Regions from separate parts of the Homo sapiens genome. Here region 2 is linked to region 1. A link is a contact called in ENCODE Hi-C or POLR2A ChIA-PET data. All regions are on one chromosome and are shown on one strand. The core of a region is the stretch at or near the end of the contact, and the rest is flanking DNA. Distances in the headings are between cores, read along the strand shown.

What was found. A loop is a pair of places that touch in the nucleus more often than their neighbours do. ChIA-PET counts read pairs that join two places held with the same protein, here RNA polymerase II (POLR2A).
Region 2: a map with no recorded cell type shows a loop between it and region 1 (4-fold over the local background). The contact joins two enhancer-like sites. A Hi-C loop is called at or near these places in 1 of 37 single-sample maps with no recorded cell type. POLR2A ChIA-PET finds 5 or more read pairs at or near these places in 1 of 52 experiments (BJ).

The regions. Positions count from the first base shown.
Region 1 is chr20:19,073,987-19,076,686 of GRCh38, forward strand. No RefSeq gene overlaps it. Among named protein-coding and RNA genes, the nearest start is that of SLC24A3, 140 kb to the right of the region's middle. Within about 2 kb of position 1,410, at least 4 of the 41 ENCODE cell types and tissues checked have a DNase peak (open chromatin) inside an H3K27ac peak, as active enhancers do.
Region 2 is chr20:19,258,106-19,260,805 of GRCh38, forward strand. The region is part of intron 1 of SLC24A3 (solute carrier family 24 member 3); the gene reads left to right. All of the region lies in intron 5 of SLC24A3-AS1 (SLC24A3 antisense RNA 1), which reads right to left. Among named protein-coding and RNA genes, the nearest start is that of SLC24A3-AS1, 25 kb to the right of the region's middle. RefSeq lists an enhancer at 1,107-1,196. Within about 2 kb of position 1,371, at least 4 of the 41 ENCODE cell types and tissues checked have a DNase peak (open chromatin) inside an H3K27ac peak, as active enhancers do.

The DNA of each region.
Region 1 (2,700 bases), core at 160-2,659:
GCGTGAGACCTCTGTCAAATTACTGTGGTGCCTGTGCTCTGGGGAACATTGCCTTTTGAGCTGTAAAATGTCTTCTTTTACAGTAATGAACATCTTTTAGCAGCATAAGAATGCACCAGGGGGTTCCCAAGAAAATGGAATAGGTGGTTTCTCATGGGTAGGTTGCCCTACCCTCAACTTGATCTAATTATAAAATGATTGGATTTTCCTTAGATAATGGAGATGATGAGGAAAATCTACTTCATATTATGAGCCAGAGCTTCAGACTGTGGCAGTTTGTTCGTCCTTGGGCAATTGTGGTTGAGTAGCTAATTGAACAGCTTTGGGCTTTGAGAAATAGCCATACGCCTTTATCTCCTTCTCAATTTTCTCATCCTTTTATGTTTATTAACCTCTAAGCATGGTTGTTCCATCATGAATAAGAAAATTCTGAATCTTTGTTTTCCTTCTCCAGAAGGGATTTCTATCTGCAGTGGAGTGAGCCCAAGTTTACCACCAGGGACTAACTGGCAGAGATTCCTGGAGCACCTGCATGATGTGGGGGGCTTGTTGGCATTTGAGTCAGGAGGAAGTGGAGATCTGAGGCTTCTCAGAGTGAGCTTCAAAGAGTCAGAGAAAAGGTTAAAAGTCCTGTAGTCTTATTTATGTGAGACCTCACAACTAAGGTGACCCTTTAAACTTCCCATGGAATTACTGGCATGAACAACTTGCTACATTACTTTGGAATTATATCCTAGATATTTTAGAAAAATGTCCAAGCAATGCACGACATTGAAAACTGCTTATTTCCAACCATTCGTTGCTCAGTCACCAAGTGCTGGCCATTGCCTAGATCCTGGGAGAAGCGGAATGTTTGTTGGTTAAGAGCGTGGAGTTAGACTACTTGGTTGTGGTCTGTGTAGGGTGCAGGGCAATGGGAATATTTGAGAAAAACCTTAAGTTTATTTCTACAGTCAGAAATGTGTTCCTCCATTGGAAATCACTTCATATTTTTAGAGGAAGTGAGAGAGATGTGGAAAGTGTAGATAGAAAATTTTAGTATGATTGATTGCTAAAAAAAATTCCCCCGGAAAGCTATTTCAAGTAGAAAATGGTGTTATGTGGTCAGGTTGGGGCAAGAAAAAAATGAAATACACCAAGATTCTGAAGAGAGCAGAACATGAAAGATGAGCCATGATTCTTTGTAGCAATATCACGTGCTGGAAGCGTCCTGTTGTGGTCACTTTGTCCTTTGTGTTAACTCCACATCCCCCTGCACTTCCTGTCCCCTCCCACAGTTGCCCAACTCGGAAGCCCTCAGACAGGTCTCCGTGTCTGTCAGCAGCTCTGCCCTCAGGGCTGAGTGGCACCTTGCAGCACTGGCTGGATCCTGAGCAGTTCCTTCCTGTCAGCTGTTGGCAAATGCTGCCTTTTGAGCAGGACTCACCTTCCTGCAGCGTGGGAACTGGGGGTGGTGTCACCAACTGTTGGACTGTGACAACTGGCATGGCTAAGAGTATAGAAAGTATCTCCTACCCTGTCCTGCTCTGCCCTTCAAGCCCGGGCACTTCTTCCATTCTCCATTGTCCAAGGTCAAAGGAAGGGCTGGTTGACTCTCAGCAGTGGGATTCCCTGCCTGCCTGGGTACCCTCCCCAGCCCAGCTTCCTTCTAGGAGGTTGGAAACAGGCCCCGGCGAGCCTGGTGCCATGTCTTCATGGGAGTTGCTTACGTGGTACACCAAGCCCAGGTATAAGAGAGGGACCAGAAATGTCAACTGTTTTCTCGGTCCAGGATTTCTCCTTTGCAATGCCTGGAAGGATTTTTTTATTTTATTCTTTACTCTTTCTATTGAGACGTAACATGCATAAAATGCCTAAAATGCACTTAGGAGTGTACGGTCCTTCTACACCTGTATAAATAGCACCCAGATCAAGATTTGGAATCCTACTAGTATTCCAGAAGGTTCCTTATTTTCCTCTTTCAGTCAATAACTCCGCAGGCAACTACCATTCTGACCTCTATTTTCATCAGTTAGTTTTTCCTGTTTTTGTCATCGTATGAATGGAATCATGCCATATATACCCTTTTGTGTCTGGCTTCTGTGCTACTATGAACACTCTTGTATATCCTTTTGTATAGCATGGACTCTTTCTCTTGGGTGCATGCTAAGAGTAGAATCACTGGGCTATAGGTCCGAATGATGTATTTTGATTATGTTAACTTAAGCATGTGCGAGTTGGCACAACAAATAACACAGCTATAAATAAAAGTAGCTATGAATAAATTATAAGTGAGTGCCCCAGCTTTCAATCAACCACACTACCAAATGGAAGCATATTCATGTCATGTCAGGGAAAGGTGATGGCTACTGATTGCCTGGCTTTGAATCTTTGCTCTGCCACTTCCCTGCTCTGCCACTGGGAAAGGCCACGTCAGCCCACTATGCCTGAGTTTCCTCATCTGTAAAATGCTGATACTATGGCAGTACCTATTTCCTAGCAGCAGGAGTGCCTATTTGACACCCAGAGATTATTTCAACACGTCCTCCTCTATAGAACAAAATGATTCAATACTAACTGCATAGTAATACAAAAAATAACAAATTTCTTTATGTGTTCATTAGTTATGAAGAATTTTTTTTTTGAGATGGAGTCTCTTTCTGTCACCCAGGCTGGAGTGCAGTGGTGCTATCTCGGCTCACTGCAAGCTCCGCCTCCCGG
Region 2 (2,700 bases), core at 121-2,620, 180 kb after region 1:
CTAAACTGGCTTACCTCCCTTTTCACCTGTTTTCATGTAAACAGCTGATAGAAGCACCGCCATCCTGGGGAGGCCCAGCTGCAAGCTCCTGGAGGCGGGCACCTTTGCTGCCTCTGCCCTCACAGCTCTTCTTCCCACCCCATGAGCTCTTCTTCCCCATTCCAGGCTTTGGGCAAAGGCAAGGGGAAGAGAGCTTTTGGTAAAAGCCACTCTGAACATTTTTCCAGAAAACTGGGCAAAAGCAAACTTCTTTGGGTACTGGGCATCTTTTTAGATGATAATTAGAAATACAGAGGAATAGTAATAAACTATAATGATGGTGGGGTGCCGTGGCTCACGCCTGTAATCCTAGCACTTTGGGAGGCTGAGGTGGGCGGATCACGAGGTCAGCAGTTCGAGACCAGCCTCACCAATATGGTGAAACCCTGTCTCTAATAAAAATACAAAATTAGCTGGTTGTGGTGCACGTGCCCATAATCCCGGCTACTCGGGAGGCTGAGGCGGAAGAATCACTTGAATCCAGGAGGCGGAAGTTGCAGTGAGCTGAGATCGCGCCACTGCACTCCAGCCTGGGTGACAGAGTGAGACTCTGTCTCCAAATAAAAGAAAGAAACTATAATGATGAGGCAGATATAAAAGTGAACATTTTCCTGTGGCTTTTCCACCAAGCACTGGCTTTTCAGAGAACTCCAGAGAACAAGCAGCAGACAGGCAGCTTGTGCAGGGTCGATCAAGCACAAGATAAGGCCAGTGTCTTCAGGAATCAGAGTGGTTTGTGAGACACTTAAGCAAATTGCATTCAGGCCCTATCTCCTTCTGGCAATAATTCACCAGAGAAATGAGCCATTTCACTAGAAGATTTCCATTTTAATATTAGCACAGGGACAAGCCTTGTTTCACAATTAAATTAGAGCCAGGTAAGTTTTCTAGTAATAGTGATATCTCGAGGAAGGATTGAAAATAGAGCTGCTCAGAGATAATTTGCTTCTGAGCCAAGTTATTTCATGGATCTCCCAGGAGGACATCTTGCTGGTATGGCTTTGCTACTGAGGGGAAGCCCTCCAAGCCCCTCTGATGAAAAGATAAGTCACACTGCAGGTCTAAGAGGAAATGAAACGAGTGTGCAGCTTGAGAGACAGCGAGGTGCTGGGACACTCTGACTCCACCGTACAGATGTCTCAGGAGCAAAGGACCCAGCATGCAGGAGCTTTCCTTCTGGAATGGGCTGCTTCCGTCCGCCTGACACCTCTAGGATGTTGTCTTGTCAACAGTAGATGTTTGTCATATGCTTGGCCATGTGTTGGCACCATGTCACTCTGCTGGTGACAGTTCAGGACCAGAGGCCTTTAATCATAGTAGAAACAGTCTCAGAAGTGGAGCACTGCTGAGTGGCAGCGACACCTGAAGATTGGCGACCAGGCAAGGTGATGTGACCACAGTGGCCACATGGCAGCCAGTCATGGCCACCCCTGGAGGGGTTCATGGAACACATCGAGCTTGACCGCAGCCCTTGCTGTTGCATTGATCTTTCTTCTTATCACCCTCAGATACTACAAGAGGGTGTTATCAATATTAATGTACCACTGAGATATTGGAAACATTGTTTCTCCCCCAACATTATATATGAAAATGTTCAACCATACAGAAACATCAAAACAATTAGACGGTGAACATTCAGATACCCACCACCAGGATTTCACCATTAACATTTCACTCTATTTATAGTTTTTTCCCCCTGTGCTATGGGAAAATCTCTTTTTAATGTTTCTATCATGTTTTCCTTTTAACAAAGTAGGTCTCTCCCTCCCATGTCTCAGATGGAAACATTGAGGGGAAGATCATGCCAAATACATAGCATGTTAGTGAAGCCAAAGAAAAAGAATCCGTATGCCCTGAGATTAAGGTAGCAAAATATTAAGGGAAGGTCTCTGGAGTGGGATCTGGAAGGTGGATACCAGGCCCAGCTCTGCTGCTGCACAGCCTGTGAACCTGAGGTGATCAACTTCATCATTGTTATTTTTTCTTTTTCTCTTTTTTCCCATTATATTCAAGATCACCTCTATTCTGCCAGGATGGTCCTAAGGCTGACATTGGGCTAATTGTTGCCTGCAGTCTAGTCCTATGCAGAGATAACAGGTAGCCTGCGACCTTTGGCAAGTTGCTGGACTCGATTCTGAGCTATTGATTTCTTCTTTTGGAAGTGAGGATAACAACACCCAGCTCTCAAAGCTGTTGTAAGGTTAAGTAAGGTGTTGAGATGCAAAAAGAAAGTACTCAAAACCATGCCCGGAATGAGGTCAGCATACTCAGCATGGCAAATATTATGACTCCTAGTACACATATTCCCTTGCCAGTGTCCAGCACATAATCTCCCTGAGGGTAAGGTAAGCACTGCTGAAGTTAGAGCTGTGTTGTATTTAGAAATAATAATAGTAGCAAGAGCAGCAGTTATTGTAAAGTAAAACTGAACTGAAAATGAAAGAACTCGAGATACAATTTCTCAGTTCACAACATGTGCATCCTCTGCATGAATTTGTGAAAAGAACTGCTGCACTTGTCTCTATAGAAGAGCGTGTTTGGTTTACTGCTTCCCAAAAAAGATTGAGGCTATGAGACTGCTGTCCTCCTCTGCCACCCTTTGCAGAAGGCCTGCGAGGCATCATTGCTGTAGGCATCATTCTCAGTATGAGATGTGGTTAC